Regions from separate parts of the Homo sapiens genome. Here region 2 is linked to region 1. Evidence: chromatin loops called from intact Hi-C (ENCODE). Cell type or tissue: IMR-90. All regions are shown on one strand.

Region 1 (8,000 bases):
TGCTCTTGTTGCTTAGGCTGGAGTGCAATGGTGTGATCTCAGCTCACTGCAACATCTACCTCCCGGGTTCAAGCAATTCTCGTGCCTCAGCCTCCCGAGTAGCTGGGATTACAGGCACATGCCACCACGCCTGGCTAATTTTTGTATTTTTAGTAGAGATGGGGTTTCACCATGTTGGCCAGGCTGGTCTCAAACTCCTGACCTCAGGTGATCCACCTGCCTTGGCCTCCCAAAGTGCTGGGATTACAAGGCGTGAGCCACCATGCCCGGCCCCCAGTAGGTAGTTTTTCAATCCTTCCCTCCCTCCTTCCCTCCCTCCCCATTTTTGGAGTCCCCAGTGTCTGTTTCCATCATTATGTCCATGAGTACCCATTGTTTAGCTCTACTTATAACTGAGAACATGTGGTATTTGATTTTCTATTTCTTCATTAATTCATTTAGGATAATGGCCTCTAGCTGCATTCCTGTTGCTGCAAAGGACATGATTTCATTATTTTTTTTTAATGGCTGTATAAAATACTCTCGATCCACATTGCATATACAGTCTTGATTTCAAATGAAACTTAAAAAGGCACAGGACAAAACTAGGAAAGAAATATTTAAAAAATATTAATAGTTTGCTTCTGGGTAGTGAGATGATGGACACTTCCCCCCTTTGTCTTTATTCTTATACGTTTCAAGTGTTCCACAGTGAACACAAATCACTTAAAATCTGGAGGAAAAAGCTTCAAACAACTTCCTACACATAAAAGAAGAAACAGATTACACCTGGACTTGGGGCTTTAGTCTTAAGTGCTAGGCTTCTGTGTATATCACGGTGGCCCATTGAGAATGTGACCTATGTTTTGTCTTTTTGTTGTAGCATGAGTTTCCTGTTTGTGCTGGGATGGGGCAGAGGGCAGATAAGTCCTTAGGTTTTTATATCTGTGTTCTTCATGGTAAAGCTCTAGTATGGAGAAAATGAGCGAAAAAACTCTTTGTTTTGGGAGGAGTTAGTGTTTTTTTTTAAAAAGGCTGGCCGGGCGAGGTGGTGCATGCCTGTAATCCCAGCACTTTAGGAGGCCGAGGTGGGTGGATCACCTGAGATCAGGAGTTCACGAGCAGCCTGACTAATATGGTGAAACCCTGTCTCTACTAAATACAAAAAAATTAGCCGGGCATGGTTGTGGGTGCCTGTAATCTGAGCTACTTGGGAGGCTGAGACAGGAGAATTGCTTGTACCTAGGAGATGGACGTTGCAGTGAGCTGAGATCGCGCCATTGCACTCCAGCCTGGGCAACAAGAGCGAAACTCTGTCTCAAAAAAAAAAAAAAAAAAAAAAAAGGCCTTGGAGTGGTTCTTAGGGGCTGGTGTTGAAGGGACAAGCTTTTCAATGAGACACTGCTGTCTGAATCCAGTTCCCGCTTTGAATGGAAAAGGCTGCATAAATGCCTGGAAGACCTGGGAACCAAGAGCCAATGCACTGGGAGACCAAGAGGGGCCCCCAAGTTCATGGAGGACCTGCGTTCCACAGCTGGCCTGGGCAGGGGACAGTGGAATGAGGTTTTCCTTCGGCCACGGACCCTGCAGCAGGAAGAAGGAACTGCGGCTCTGCAATAGGAGACTCAAGTTTCCCATTTCCCATTGACAGTAGAGTCTGGTGGACTTCCTTGGTGGCAGATTCCTCTGCGATGGCAGCCTGCCCTCCTACCTAATTTCTGGGGATCAATTACTGCCCTCGAACCCACCATCTCTGGAATGGCACCTGCGACTGCTGTGCCATTCTGTATATTATGGGGTAGCCGGTCGTACTTCTCAAGCCCATCCCTATGAGAGAGTTAAATTCTCCAATTCATGGTTCAAGAGGTTTTTTTCCCCTTTCATTTCATCCATACCACTGTCTGCCCAACATTGTGACAAGAAATTCAGGGCTGCCTTCCCAAGTTATGAGTTGTGACCAATGATCAACCTAACGAATTTTGATCAGATCTGTGGGTCAGAAAATTGGAACAGGAAGTAATCTGTAGGCGTCTCCCAGGGACAAATAAATAGCCAGTTTGGATTTCCTCCAGGTCTGGTCTAGGCAGGTAGGTGGTCAGAACCATGCCAGCTTGTCTAGCCACAGCGAACATTTTGTGAGGATGTGAGTGGGTGTCAAGTGGCTCGCCTGGGTGGGCAGATGTACCCCTCTTCCTGGATCCCCTGGCATATGGGCATTGGTGAGACTGCAGAGCTGTGACCAGGTACAGCAGAGAAGAGAGCCCCAAACATGGAAGAGGGCATGATGGGAGATGCTGGAGAGGAGAGAAAATTTCCATTTGGCTTTTTGAGCTTCTTGTCAGGTCCTCAGAGCACAGCAACTTGGCAGCTCTCTGCGTGCCCCATTCCTAGTCTTCCTTCATGAATTTTTCATTTCAGGCAAAGAGCCCTTATCTTTCGCTGGAGCTGCTTTCCCATCAGCTGGTGACTAGGCAGATGAAGGTTGCATTAAGGCAGGAATTATCCATCCCTTGAGAGAGAAATGGCACTCTGTGCCCTTGAAAGGATGGCTTCTGCGCCACCACCCATTACTGCAGGCTTCTGTCCAACGTTGGATTGCTGTTTTTATTGAGATATTGTTGAGGGCTGAAAGAGAAAGGCTTCAAGGGCAGATACTATGGTCTTGTCTGAAGAGTGAGGTCTTTCCTGCTGCCAATCATTGGACATGAGGGGGCTCCACAGCAGGAAAGAGGAATTAAGAAGGGACTTGGCCTGTCACAACCCAGATTTCCAGGAGTCTCGATGTCCAGGGGCACTCCTGAGGGATGGAGGGAGTTAAGGATGTCATCTCTCCTTGTCCCCATCCCCTGGGCCCAGAGCAGGAGAAGCTCCTGCTGTGCACCTCCTCGGGCCATGTTCCTTTCTACAAAGGGAGTCCATACACCCACCCAAGACTAGGCTCCGTGTACCAGGACCCCAGAGTTTCTGTCCAAATTACAGCAAGCCCTCTTCTGTGCCTGCGGGGCATCTTCATTTTCTCTAGGTCTCTCTTCCCAAGAGTGGACCTCACTACCTGTGTTCACATGCTAGGTACTAGGAGTGGCCAAGGGGTAGCTGTTTTCAGGGTTGTAAGGGGTGTGGGTGTGGAGGAAGCTTGGATGTGTGAGCTGGAGTATCCACACGTATGTGAGGCTCCTCACGATCTGAAAGGATGAGCGTGGGTGGGTGGACCTGGGGCCAGAAGTGGAGAGCCAGGGGAATGGATCTCCAAGGAGGCTGAAAATCCTAAAAGTCAACCTGGTCTTTTAGGTGGTTATGAAGGTATCTACCTCAAGGCGGAAGGATGGAGCATACTTCATTTAAGGGTTTATCAGCTTGACTGAACAACTTGAAAATATGCAGACATAGAGTATGTGAGCTTCCATTCGTTCTCTTGCCTGGCGCCCCACAAATGTTGGTGGGCTTAATTTGTAAGTGGGGAGCTAGGGAGTCCTAGTCCTGGGGTCCCTGATGGACTGGGTAGAGGGCGAAGAGCTGCAGGAAAGAAGTCAGACCTGGCAAACTAAAGTTTTGACTCACGGTGTCCCCTGAATCTATCTTCGTTTTCTTAGTCCTCAGCTTTTAGGACAGTGTGATTGGAAAGTTCTGGCAGGTTTGTTTCTTTCTTTTTTTTTTTTCATTCCTTCTTATTAATAGCGGGTTTCACTGGGAAGCCGCATGGTGGCAATAGATGGCCCCAGTTGGAGAGGGAGCAGCGCCACCCTGAGGCCATGGAGGGAATGGCAGCAGGAATGGGGGTGAGCCCAACGGGGCCTGCCTCTCAGGAGCCCATGCACCAGGCACGCCCCCACCGTGATTCCACGACCATGGCTAAACAAGAAGGGGCTGTATTCTTACCCTCTTACCAAAAATAGCATTTTCACCATTGAAGCTTCCCAAAGAACTCTCAGCTGTTTGCTAACCATGAAAATCAATCCTTGGAGTTCCAGAGGCGGCCAGTCCCCAACTTCCCAGTGGTCACTGTGTAACCCCTGCCCTACCTCATCTTCAGAAACCCCATCATCACTGCGCCAAACCCCAAAGGGAAGTGGAGATGAAGGAAGGGAATTAGCTATGAGCAGCTTAGAAGAGCTAACCCGGGGGTGGCTTCTCAAGCAGAACTCACATGCTTACAAAGGGGCTTCAATAGATCCTTTACCCTTTTCACTTAACACTTTTAAAAATGGTATCACGCTGGCCTAGCGCAGTGGCTCATGCTTGTAATCCCAGCACTTTGGGAGGCTGACGCAGGCGGATCACCTGAGGTCAGGAGTTCAAGACCAGCCTGCTAACACGGTGAAACCCCATTTCTACTAAAAATACAAAAAATTAGCCGGGCGTGGTGGCGTGTGCCTGTAATCCCAGCTACTCAGGAGGCTGAGGCAGGAGAATCGCTTGAACCCGGGAGGCGGAGATTGCAGTGAGCCGAGATGGCGCCATTGCACTCCAGCTTGGGCAACAAGCGCAAAACTCCATCTCAAAAAAAAAAAAAAAAAAAAAAGGTATCACTTATAAACTGGATTAACAGTGTGAAAAAAATTTAATGCCTACTGACTATATTTCCTGACTGCCTGCACACAAACTCTGACAGGTAGAGATTGCTATTGTCCCATTTTACAGACAAGAAAACTGAGGCCCAGTGAGGTGAATGACTCACTCAAGGTCATGTTGTAATAAGTAGTGCTGCTGGGTCTGATTTTTTTCATTGCACTGTTCTATCTTTTGCAAGCACCCTGAAGGAATTTTATTTTTTTATTTTATTTTTTTGAGATGGAGTCTTGCTCTGTCGCCCAGGCTGGAGTGCAGTGGTGCGAACTCGGCTCACTGCAAATTCCACCTCCCGGGTTCACGTCATTCTCCTGCCTCAGCCTCCTGAGTAGCTGGGACCACAGGCACCTGCCACCATGCCTGGCTAATTTTTTTGTATTTTTAGTAGAGACGGGGTTTCACCGTGTTAGCCAGGATGGTCTCGATCTGTGCCCGGTGCCTGAAGGAATTAAAGATTCAAATTCCTGCCACAATCCTGCACTGGGGCATGGTGTTCTTTCTTACTGTGTCATTCAAGTTGCAAAATCCATACATATTCTTGTAACTAAGCAAATATCTCCAATGCCATCTCCTGAGGTGAGCAATATTAACAGTTTTGTGAGTTTTTTTCCTATTATTTTCCCTAGGAAGATACGAATAGTTACAAATTAAAAATTCGTAGAGGGATTCCCACCTCCATTTACAAAATTTTAATTAAAAGCAAAAATCAGGCTAGGCGTGGCAGCTCACATCTGTAATCCCAGCACTTTGGGAGTCTGTGGTCAGAGGATTGCTTGAGGCCAGGAGTTTGAGACCAGCCTGTGCAACATAGGCAGACTCTGTCTCTACAAAATATTTTTAAAAATTAGCTGGGCATGGTGACTCCAGCTACTCAGGAGGCTGAGGCAGGAGGATTGTGTGAGCCCGGGAGGTCAAGACTGCAGTGAGCCGTGATCACGCCACTGCACTCCAGCCTGGATGACAGAGTGAGACCCAGTCTGTAAAAACAAAAAAGCAAAAATCACATTACACAATTAGTTTGTAAACTACATTTTCCCTTAGCCACATATCATGATCATTTTGACAAGTAATATTGATTCATCTCACTTCATCTCACTCTTAATAGCAGTTCAATATTTCATAGTATAGAATATGCTATGGATTATTCAACCGCCCCCATATTGGTAGACATCCAGGGTGTTTCTAGTGATTTTTGCTATTATCAATAATATTGTGATAAACATCTCTGTAAATATTATAAACTAGTAGGCTGTAATCCCAGCACTTTGGGAGGCCGAGGCCAGCGGATCGCTTGTGGTCCAGAGTTCAAGACCAGCTTGGGCAACATGGTGAAATCTCATCTCTACAAAAAAATACTTAAAATTAGCTGAGCATGATGGCATTCGCCTATAGTCCCAGCTACTCAAGAGGCTGAGGCAGGAGAGAGAGGATCGCTTGAGTCCAGGAGGCAGAGGTTGCAGTGAGATGAGATCGTGCCACTGCACTCCAGCCTGAGCAACAGAAATGAAACCTTGTCTCAAAAAAAAAAAAAAAAAAAAGAAACTAGTGTTTTACTTTTGTGGGAGATAGTCCTAAAAGTAGGATAGTTAAATCAAAAGATAGACACTTTAAAACTGGACACAAACTAAATTACCAACAATAGGAGATTTAAAAAAAAAGTTTTTTGGACTGGGTTTCAATTCATCACTCAGGTTGAAGTACAGTGGCGCAATCATGGCTCACTGCAGTCTTGAACTCCTGGGCTCAAGTGATCCTCCTTGCCTCAGCCTCTAGAATAGCTGGAACTGCAAGTGTGCGCCATAGAGATGGGGTCTTGCTAGGTTGCCGAGGCTGGTCTTGGACTCCGGGCCTCAAGTGATCCTCCAACCTCAGCCTCCCGAGTTACTAGGATTACAGTCGTGAGCCACCTTGCCTGGCAACAATAGAAGATTGATTAAGCACATTGCACACAATGGAATACCCACTACATATAATGACAATTTTTAATTTATTTAGAAAAATGTTTTTTTAGAGCTGTTTAAAGAAAAGCCATGTTACAAACAGTACATATAGTATTACCCTATTTTATAAAAATATATGCAGAGAATAAAAGACTTTGAGAAAGAATAAACACTGAAATATTAACAGTGGTTGTTTCTGGGTTACAGGTGCCTTTTCTTTTTTTTTTCTTTTTTCTTTTTTTGAAATGGAGTGTTGCTCAGTTGCCCAGGCTAGAGTACAGTGGCACAACCTCGGCTCACTGCATCCTCCTCTGCTGGGTTCAAACGATTCTCCTGCCTCGGTCTTCCAAGTAGCTGGGACTACAGGCGTGCACCACCAACCCTGGCTAATTTTTGTATTTTTAGTAGAGATGGGGTTTCATCCTGTTGGTCAGGCTGGTCTCAAACTCCTGACCTCAAGTGATCCACCCACCTCGGCCTCCCAAAGTGCCGGGATTACAGGCGTGAGCCACTGCACCTAGCCAAAGTACAATTTCTGACATGCATACATTTTGGTGGCACAGCATAAATTCTTTTTTAAAAATCCTTTTTTTTTTTTTTGAGACAGAGTCTTGCCCTGTCACCCAGGCTGGAGTGTAGCGGTGCTATCTCGGCTCACTGCAACTTCCACCTCCTGGGTTCAAGCAATTCTCCTGCCTCAGCCTCCCGAGTAGCTGGGACTACAGGCGTGTGTCACCATGCCCAGCTAATTTTTGTATTTTTAGTAGAGACGGGGTTTCATCATGTTGGCTAGGCTGGTCTTGAACTCCTGACCTCAGGTGACCTGCCTGCCTTGGCATCCCAAAGTGCTGGGATTACAGGAGTGAGCCACTGTGCCTGCCTTTCCTTTTCTTGTTTTGGCTTGTCTATGTTTTCTACTGCCTCTGCAGCAATGTGTTAGACTCTCTTGGGCTGCAGGGAGAAGAGACCAGCTCAGGTGCTGTACTTGGCAAGTGAGTGGTCATTTCAAGGCTCCATGCGGAGGTGAGGCGTCCGGGAGGCTGGCACCTTAATTGGGAAAATGAGAGCTCTGGCAGCTTGGCAGCCGCTAGAAGCAAAGATGTGAGCACCACTTTACCCTGCAAAGGCAGTGGGACTGCTCTTGCTCCAAGGGGCGCCATCATAGGTATGTCTTTGCCCATTTTTGCCTTGGCTTCTGATTCACCCTTGAGTCTCTGCTTCTCTTGTCGCTCCCAAAGCCTGTCTCCATTCTCCCCTCCTCTCGAAGGCTGTCCTCATGCATGATTCTTCCATGGCCTCTGCTTAGTGCCTCCTGTGTCCACCTTCTTTGAGGGCCTTACACTCCCTTCAAATCCCCCAAGAAACACTATCTGATTGGGTGGTTAGTATTGGTAGCTGCTGTTGGTCACAGCGCTGGCCCCAGGCCATGTTAGAGGGCACTGCTCAGTCAGCAGTTGGCTGCCTTTGTTTCTATAAGGGTCCCTGGCCTGGTCAGTTCTACTAGGGTGGTGAGAT
Region 2 (8,000 bases), 240 kb before region 1:
TTCCCATGCCCCCAGACTCTCCACTTGAGGATATTAGGTTATCAGAAAGGTGTGGGAAAGAGAAAACCTAGCTATAAGAACAGTAGAATTAGCATTTAGAAGCCAAAAGAACAAAGGAGGTTAGAAGAGAGAAGGGCAGAAAAAAGAGAAATAAAAGAGGCAAGAAACCAGACAGCATTTTCTTAGCTAAGTGAAGGAGACTTAAGGTCTTCAGATAGCAAGCATCTGCATCACCAGACACACAGTCAACTTTCTGCTTCAGCAGTTCTTTCAGCTACAAAGGCACCGAAATGCCGTTATACTTAAGTGTAAATGACTAACAAAAATGCAGTTTTGATCTGTTGAGGAAAAGGTAAATTAAGAGGCTAACTGAAAGCTCTCTACAAACTGATATTAAAAGATCTTCAGAATACCGTGCTCAATGAAATAAGCAGGATGCAGAACAAGTTTTTGTGTGAAGAGGGGTAGGATTGGGAATAAAACTCTATATTTACTTGGAAGGGAATAAAGAAGGTTGAAGGACACAAAAAACTAAAGGTGTTTACTTATTTGGGGAGAGGAGGAACTGAACAGATGGAGGACATGGGTGGGGGACACCATTTACCATAAATCTCTTGATAATCTCTGGTTTTCAAATCATAGGACTTTATTACCCATTCAAAATTAAAATTAAAAATTTTTGGCCAGGCGCGGTGGCTCACACCTGTAATCCCAGCACTTTGGGAGGCCGAGGCGGGTGAATCACGAGGTCAGGAGATCGAGATCATCCTGGCTAACACGGTGAAACCCCGTCTCTATTAAAAATACAAAAAATTAGCCGGGTGTTGTGGCAGGCGCCTGTAGTCCCAGCTACTTGGGAGGCTGAGGCAGGAGAATGGCGTGAACCCGGAAGGCGGCGCCTGCAGTGAGCTGAGATGGCGCCACTACACTCCAGCCTGGGAGACAGAGCGAGACTCTGTCTCAAAAAAAAAAAAAATTTTTTTTTAAAGAGACTACCTGAAGTTAAGGGAGAAGGGGTAGGTGGTAAAACGTTTAAAAATCTAAAAGTTTAAAAGTTTAAAAAAGAAAAATTTTTAAATTTTCCTGAACATTTTAGCCTTCCTAAATCCATTTATTTTCTCTCAAATTTCCCCCTGCCCCAATTAGCTATTTCTTTCTCAGTCCTTTCCTCTTTGCAGCAAAAACAGCAGTATGAAAGAACGATGATGAGAGCAAAGTGGGGGTGAGCTGTTTGGAACTGGGATGAAGTAACCAAAGGGACTTTCTTTGGGCAAACCTGGAAGTAGGACGACAGGAAGCAGCTCTGCTTTCTAGTGCCCAAACGCCTTCATACTCCCAGGCTACAGTCTTCTGAGGCAAGGGCTCACATAAAGAGGAGTATACCGCAGGGCTTCATTGTCTTTCTCAAGCCCAGGAAGTAGATGTGGTAGGAGCACACAGTCCTGGGCTCCTGAAGGTACTCTATCATCCTACAGGAAAATTACTCCTGAATGGTACAGACCCCCAACAAGTGGTCCTTCTCTTATTCTTCTGTGTGTGAACGCTCATGTGGGTACACAGCTCTACATCTACGTGTGCACACTTACACAAACATACATACAACCTATCTCTGCAGAGGTGTTTCTGCTTTGGGACTATAGTTACACTTTCTGAATTAATCATCTTTGGTTGAATTTCCTCCAAAGTCAGTACCAGGTAACTGTGCTGAGAAAGTCAACTGCTGAATGTCAACTGCCTTCTTCATAATTAACAAATTTTCTTCTTAGAAAAGAAGTAAACACCAAGAGTGGCAAAGAACACAGGTTTAAGAAGGTTGAAGGCACCAAAGATCAACACAGGATTCTTTCTGTGGTGTTTCACTCTACCCTGAACAAACAAAACAAAAGCAGTATGTTCTTGCCCTGTATGGCTGCATGTAAGTATGCTGTGGTAGACGCATTACACAGGAAAGAATACATCTTATAGGTCTTATATTAACTCAGGTGTATAATTAAACACATTATGTAAAATAAGCTCAATTTCAAGAGGACATTTAGATATACACTTTTATGATGCAATAATCCTTGCCTTCTGAGGAATGCTAAATGGGATTAAGTTAGCGGTACTAGTACCTGAGGAGAGGAGGGCTCCAGTAACTTGGACAAACTGGTAAGAACCGTGACTAGCAGGAGGGCTTCTTTGCTATTAAAATCTTCCTCTTGACTGCTAAGTAAATTCAACAAGGACCTCTGAGAAAGGAAGGCACACACAGCAAGCAATGTTAGCAGACACGTTCCTATCAGGAAGAAGAGGCATCTAGTCAGAGACTCCTAAGACTAGGACAGAAAGAATTCAAAGCTACCAAAATTCTAAGAGGATAAAATCTGAAAATACACCTGAATTGAGCAGTAGTTTCCTAAGCTGTTTTTGACCATAAACCTCTCTGAGAATGCTCCTGAAAACTGACTCTTTCCGTTCCAACCCCATGCAAAATGTAGATAATGAACTATGTACCCAATTTCTGGTGGCTCACAGCTCCCTGGAGCCTATCCATTGATCTCAGGCTTAGACAAGGCACCAAACCCAGCAATGCTTATATACCTTCCCTGTTACCTGAAATAACTATGTATTTGATTATTTGTCAGTGTCTTTCTACTATAATGTAAGCTCCATAAGGATAGGAATATTTTGTCTCTTTTGTTCCCTGCTACATCCCCAGCACCTAGAACTGTTTCTGGCACATGGTAGGAACTTCAGAATTACTTGTTAAATAAAAAACTCCTGTGATAGAACATCCTGATATTTTGACAACTATTGGTTAGAAACTAACAAACTTTATTGTCCAGTGTTTACGTTGTCTGTCAGACCAAGCCAAATTATACCACAGACTCAGAAAACAAAAACACAGACTCTATGCCTTGAAGACTCCTTTCTGTTTACATCAACTCAAACAGTGGTCCTTAGAAGTAATGAGTATTGCAGGTTGGGGTGGCTAAATACCTATCCTCACTAGGGTCCTTTTAAATACATTATCTTCCATTCTGAGAGCTATGTCCTGTTGCCTGTATGACCCAGAAAAAATTCTTCTCCTACTTGGTCACTGTCTGCCCATTCTTACCAGCTGCCCCTGCTAACAGTTCCTTTGCAAAGCCTCTCAGGCCAGTACAGCAGCTTTGCAAGGCTTCTCACCTGAAATTGCCGGATCTGGAATGCTGTTCTCTGAGTGACACTGACATCTGCATCTTCTCTCTCTTCTCCTTCCTTATCTGTGACATCTAGGAATGGAAAAGAAACTCTTGTCTTCTTTGATATAAACTCATACTTTTTGGCCTTTTAATAGCTAAAATTTTTGAAAGCCAAAAAAAAGTCTAAAGGCAGACTTAAATTTCTAAAATTTTGTGATTTCTTAATACTATATTCCATTTTCCAGCCACTCTTTGTGGTTGAATGTAATCCAGTAGGTACCAATCCTGAATCCACTAGATGTCACTCCTTAGCAACATTAGGACTGTTCTCAAGTGTCTTCTGGTAGGTTAACAAATGGAATTAAGGGGTTGAGCTAAGGAGAAACCTAAATCAAGCCTATTTATTGATACTGCAATGCTTACCCAGAGCTCTGAGAAACTGCTGAATCTTGGGCTGATAGAACTGTTGCACAGCACTGAATATTTTCTGTAAACCCTCCAAGCACAGCAGTGAGATGCTCTTTCCTTTCTCTTTCTTTCCCGACTCTTCCACTGAAGTAGGAATTGAAGTGTATCTCCATAGCAAGACTCTGAAGCAGGAGAAAGTGGTATTGTTTTTAAAGACAGGTTCACCGAGATAAAATAACAAACAGTAAAATTCTTACCCTGTAGGTGAACAGTTCTAGAAGTTTAAAAAAACTTACATGGTTGTGTAATCTCCCCACAATCAAGGTATTTCTATCACTCTAAAAGTTCCCTTGTGCTCACTGATAGTCAATTCTCTCCTCCCATTTCCAAGCAACTACTGATCTAATTTCTGTCCCTATGGTTTTACTTTCTACGAAACATCATACAAAAATGGTTATCATTCAGTATATAGCCTTCTGAGTCTGCCTTTAACACAGCAGACTCTATATTCATCAGGGATATTGCTATGCAGTTTTCTTGCAATGGTCTGGGTCTGGTTTGGTATCAGGGTAATGCTGACCTCATTAATTAAATGAGGTGGAATATGTTCTCTCCTATTTCCTGGAAGAATTTGCACAGAATTTACATTACTTCTCCCTTAAATGTTTGGATGAATTTACCACGGAATAGACCTAGATCTTAAGTTTTGTGAAAAAAGTTTGAACCACAAATTCAATTTCTTTGAATAGAGATAAGATTACTCAGGTTTTTTTGAATAGAGATAAGATTACTCAGGTTTTTTTTTTTTTTTTGAGACAGAGTCTCACTCTGTCACCCAGGCTGGAGTGCAGTGGGGTGATCTCACTGCAAACTCACACCTCCCAGATTCAAGTGGTCTTCCTGCCTCAGCTTCCTGAGTAGCTGGGACTACAAGTGCATACCACCACGCCCAGCTAATTTTTGTATTTTTTTTAGTAGAGCTGGGGTTTCACCATGTTGGCCAGACTGGTCTTGAACTGCTGACCTCAGGTGATCCACCTGCTTCGGCCTCCCAAAAGTGCTGGGATTACAGATGTGAGCTACCACGCCCGGCCAGGTTGCCTATTTTTTGTTGAGTGAGCTTTCAAGAAATCTGTCCATTAAACTTAAAAGTTTACTGGCATAAAATCGTTAATATTCTATTATCTATTTTTTAGCATCTGTAGGATCAGTAGTGATGTCCCTTCTTCCTCAATTCTGCAATTTGTAATGTGTCTTCTCTTTTCCTGATTAGTCTGGCTAAAGTTCATTAAATTTATTGATCTTCTCAAAGAACCAGCTTTCTTTTAATGTTTTCTATTTTAATTTTCTGCTTCTTCATAGTTGTGCTTTTGTCTATTTCCTTCCTTCTGATTACTTTCATTATAATTTGCTCTTCTTTTTCTATTTTCTTAATGTGGAAGTTTATATGGGAGATCTGAGATTTTTAAATCACTAACTGCTTTAATTTCCTCAATAGCACTTTGGCTGGATCATATCTTTTGACATGTTGTCTGTTTGTTTCCATTCTATTCAAGATGTTTTCTAATTTCCCTGACGACTTTTTGACTATGGGCTATTTAAAAATGCATTTAATTTCTAATATATGGGGATTATCTAGATATCTTTCTGTTACTGCTTTCTTCTTTAATTCTGTTTGGTCAGAGAATTTCTACTTTTTTTTAATTTGCTGAGTTTTATGGCCCAAAATATGGCTCATCTTGGTGAATACACCATGTGCACCTAAAAAGAAGTGTGTATTTTGAAGGTGCTGTGGAGTGTTCTTATAAGTGTCAATTAAATCAAGCTGGGTGACAGTGTTGTTCACTTCTTCTACCTCCTTTCAGTAGATTTTCTATCTACTGGTTTTTTTTTGTTTTGTTTTCTGTTTTTTGACTATGGAGAGAGGGCTGATTACATTAATTAAGGATTTGTCTATTTTTCCTTCAGTTCCATCAGTTTTTGCTTTAAGTATTTTGAATCACTTAACCATTATGTAATATCCCTCTTTTTTTCCCCAATAATAGCATAACATTTTATATGTGACTAACAATCCATATCAAAGCAAGACTAGAAGCCCTGGGAACCCAAGAGCTCAAGGCCAGCCTGGGCAACACTGCAAACCCCATCTCTTTAAATGAAAAAAAAACAAAAACAAAAAAACAAACGAGCCCCCTCCCCCTCCCCCTCCCTCTCCCCACGGTCTCCCTCTCCCTCTCTTTCCACGGTCTCCCTCTGATGCCGAGCCAAAGCTGGACTGTACTGCTGCCATCTCGGCTCACTGCAACCTCCCTGCCTGATTCTCCTGCCTCAGCCTGCCGAGTGCCTGCAATTGCCGCCACACCTGACTGGTTTTCGTATTTTTTTGATGGAGACGGGGTTTCGCTGTGTTGGCCGGGTTGGTCTCCAGCTCCTAACCACGAGTGATCCGCCAGCCTCGGCCTCCCGAGGTGCCGGGATTGCAGACGGAGTCTCGTTCACTCAGTGCTCAATGGTGCCCAGGCTGGAGTGCAGTGGCGTGATCTCGGCTCGCTACAACCTCCACCTCCCAGCCGCCTGCCTTGGCCTCCCAAAGTGCCGAGATTGCAGCCTCTGCCCAGCCGCCACCCCGTCTGGGAAGTGAGGAGCGTCTCTGCCCGGCCGCAATCCCATCTAGGAGGTGAGGAGCGCCTCTTCCCGGCCGCCATCCCATCTGGGAAGTGAGGAGCGTCTCTGCCTGGCCGCCCATCGCCTGAGATGTGGGGAGCGCCTCTGCCCCGCCGCCCCGTCTGGGATGTGAGGAGCACCTCTGCCCGGCCGCCCCGTCTGAGAAGTGAGGAGCCCTGCCGCCCGGCAGCCGCCCCGTCTGAGAAGTGAGGAGCCCCTCCGCCCGGCAGCCACCCCGTCTGGGAAGTGAGGAGCGTCTCCACCCGGCAGCCACCCCGTCCAGGAGGGAGGTGGGGGTCAGCCCCCGCCAGGCCAGCCGCCCCGTCCGGGAGGGAGGTGGGGGGGGTCAGCCCCCCGCCCGGCCAGCCGCCCCGTCCGGGAGGGAGGTGGGGGGGTCAGCCCCCCGCCCGGCCAGCCGCCCCGTCCGGGAGGTGAGGGGCCCCTACTGGGAAGTGAGGAGCCCCTCTGCCCGGCCAGCCGCCCCGTCCGGGAGGGAGGTGGGGGGGTCAGCCCCCCACCTGGCCAGCCGCCCCGTCTGGGAGGTGAGGGGCCCCTACTGGGAAGTGAGGAGCCCCTCTGCCCAGCCACCACCCCGTCTGGGAGGTGTACCCAACAGCTCATTGAGAACGGGCCACGATGACAATGGCGGTTTTGTGGAATAGAAAGGGGGGAAAGGTGGGGAAAAGATTGAGAAATCGGATGGTTGCCATGTCTATGTAGAAAGAAGTAGACATGGGAGACTTTTCATTTTGTTCTGTACTAAGAAAAATTCTTCTGCCTTGGGATCCTGTTGATCTGTGACCTTACCCGCAACCCCGTGCTCTCTGAAACATGTGCTGTGTCCACTCAGGGTTAAATGGAAAAACAAAAACAAAAACAAAAACAAAACAAAACAAAAAAAACGAAAAAACAAAAGCCACAGTGGCTCAGGCCTGTAATCCCAGCACTTTGGGAGGCTGAGATGGGCGTATCGCTTGAGCCCAGGAGTTCAAGACCAGCCTGGGCAATATGGTGAAATCCTATCTCTACAGAAAATTAAAAAAAAAAAAATAAGGGCCAGGTGCAGTGGCTCACGCCTGTAAACCCAGCACTTTGGGAGGCCAGGGTGGTGGATCACCTGAGGTCAGGAGTTCGAGACCAGCCTGGCCAACATGGTGAAACCCTGTCTCTACTAAAAATACAAAAATTAGCAGGGCATGGTGGTGCCCTGTAATCCCAGCTACTTGGGAGACTGAGGCAGGAGGATCACTTGAACCGGGGAGGCCGAGGTTGCAGTAAGCCAAGATCACGCCACTGCACTCTAGCCTGGGTGACAGAGCAAGACCCTGTCTCCAAAAAAAGTAGTAAATAAAATAAACTAAAATTAAAAATTAAAAAGTAGTTGGGCATGGTGGTGTGCACCTGTAGTCCCAGCTACTCAGAAAGCTGCAGTGGAAGGACTGCTTGAACCTCGGAGGAAGGGGTTGTAGTGAGCCGAGATTGCACCACGGCATTCCACCCTGGGCAATAGAGCGAGACTCTCTCAAAAAAAGCCAAAAAAAAAGCCAAAACAACAACAACAACAAAAAAAAAAAGGTGGGGGGGGCGCCAGGGGAAGGCAAGACTAGAAAAAAGACCCTATGTCAATGACTGCACTTTTTTTCACTCTTTTAAGATGGAGTTTCGCTCTTGTTGCCCAGGCTAGAGTGCAATGGCACAATCTAGGCTCACTGCAACCTCCGCCTCCCAGGTTCGAGCAATTCTCCTGCCTCAGCCTCCCGAGTA

Evidence for each region. Hi-C counts contacts between places; a loop is a spot of excess contacts. Peaks named below come from ENCODE experiments on the same cell type or tissue, not always from the same donor. Only the 100,000 strongest peaks of a DNase experiment are listed, where the experiment ranks them.
Region 2: a loop joins it to region 1, with 4 times the contacts of the local background. A loop is called at or near these places in 6 of 110 quality-filtered maps.

Annotation. Positions count from the first base shown.
Region 1 is chr15:89,053,407-89,061,406 of GRCh38, reverse strand. The region is part of intron 1 of CARMAL (coronary artery disease region linked MFGE8 regulatory lncRNA); the gene reads right to left. It also overlaps a transcript of ABHD2 not described here. Among named protein-coding and RNA genes, the nearest start is that of CARMAL, 16 kb to the right of the region's middle. RefSeq lists an enhancer at 1,572-2,072. In IMR-90, a CTCF peak has its summit at 3,702 (motif pointing left); a DNase peak (open chromatin) is centred at 3,686.
Region 2 is chr15:89,295,554-89,303,553 of GRCh38, reverse strand. It overlaps FANCI (FA complementation group I), which reads right to left. Exons shown (of 38, transcript NM_001113378.2): 25 at 3,588-3,754; 26 at 3,169-3,254; 27 at 2,112-2,228. LOC124903548 (a long non-coding RNA gene) reads left to right here. Exons shown (of 2, transcript XR_007064749.1): 2 at 1,767-2,779. Among named protein-coding and RNA genes, the nearest start is that of MIR6766, 27 kb to the left of the region's middle. In IMR-90, a CTCF peak has its summit at 3,452 (motif pointing right); a DNase peak (open chromatin) is centred at 3,493.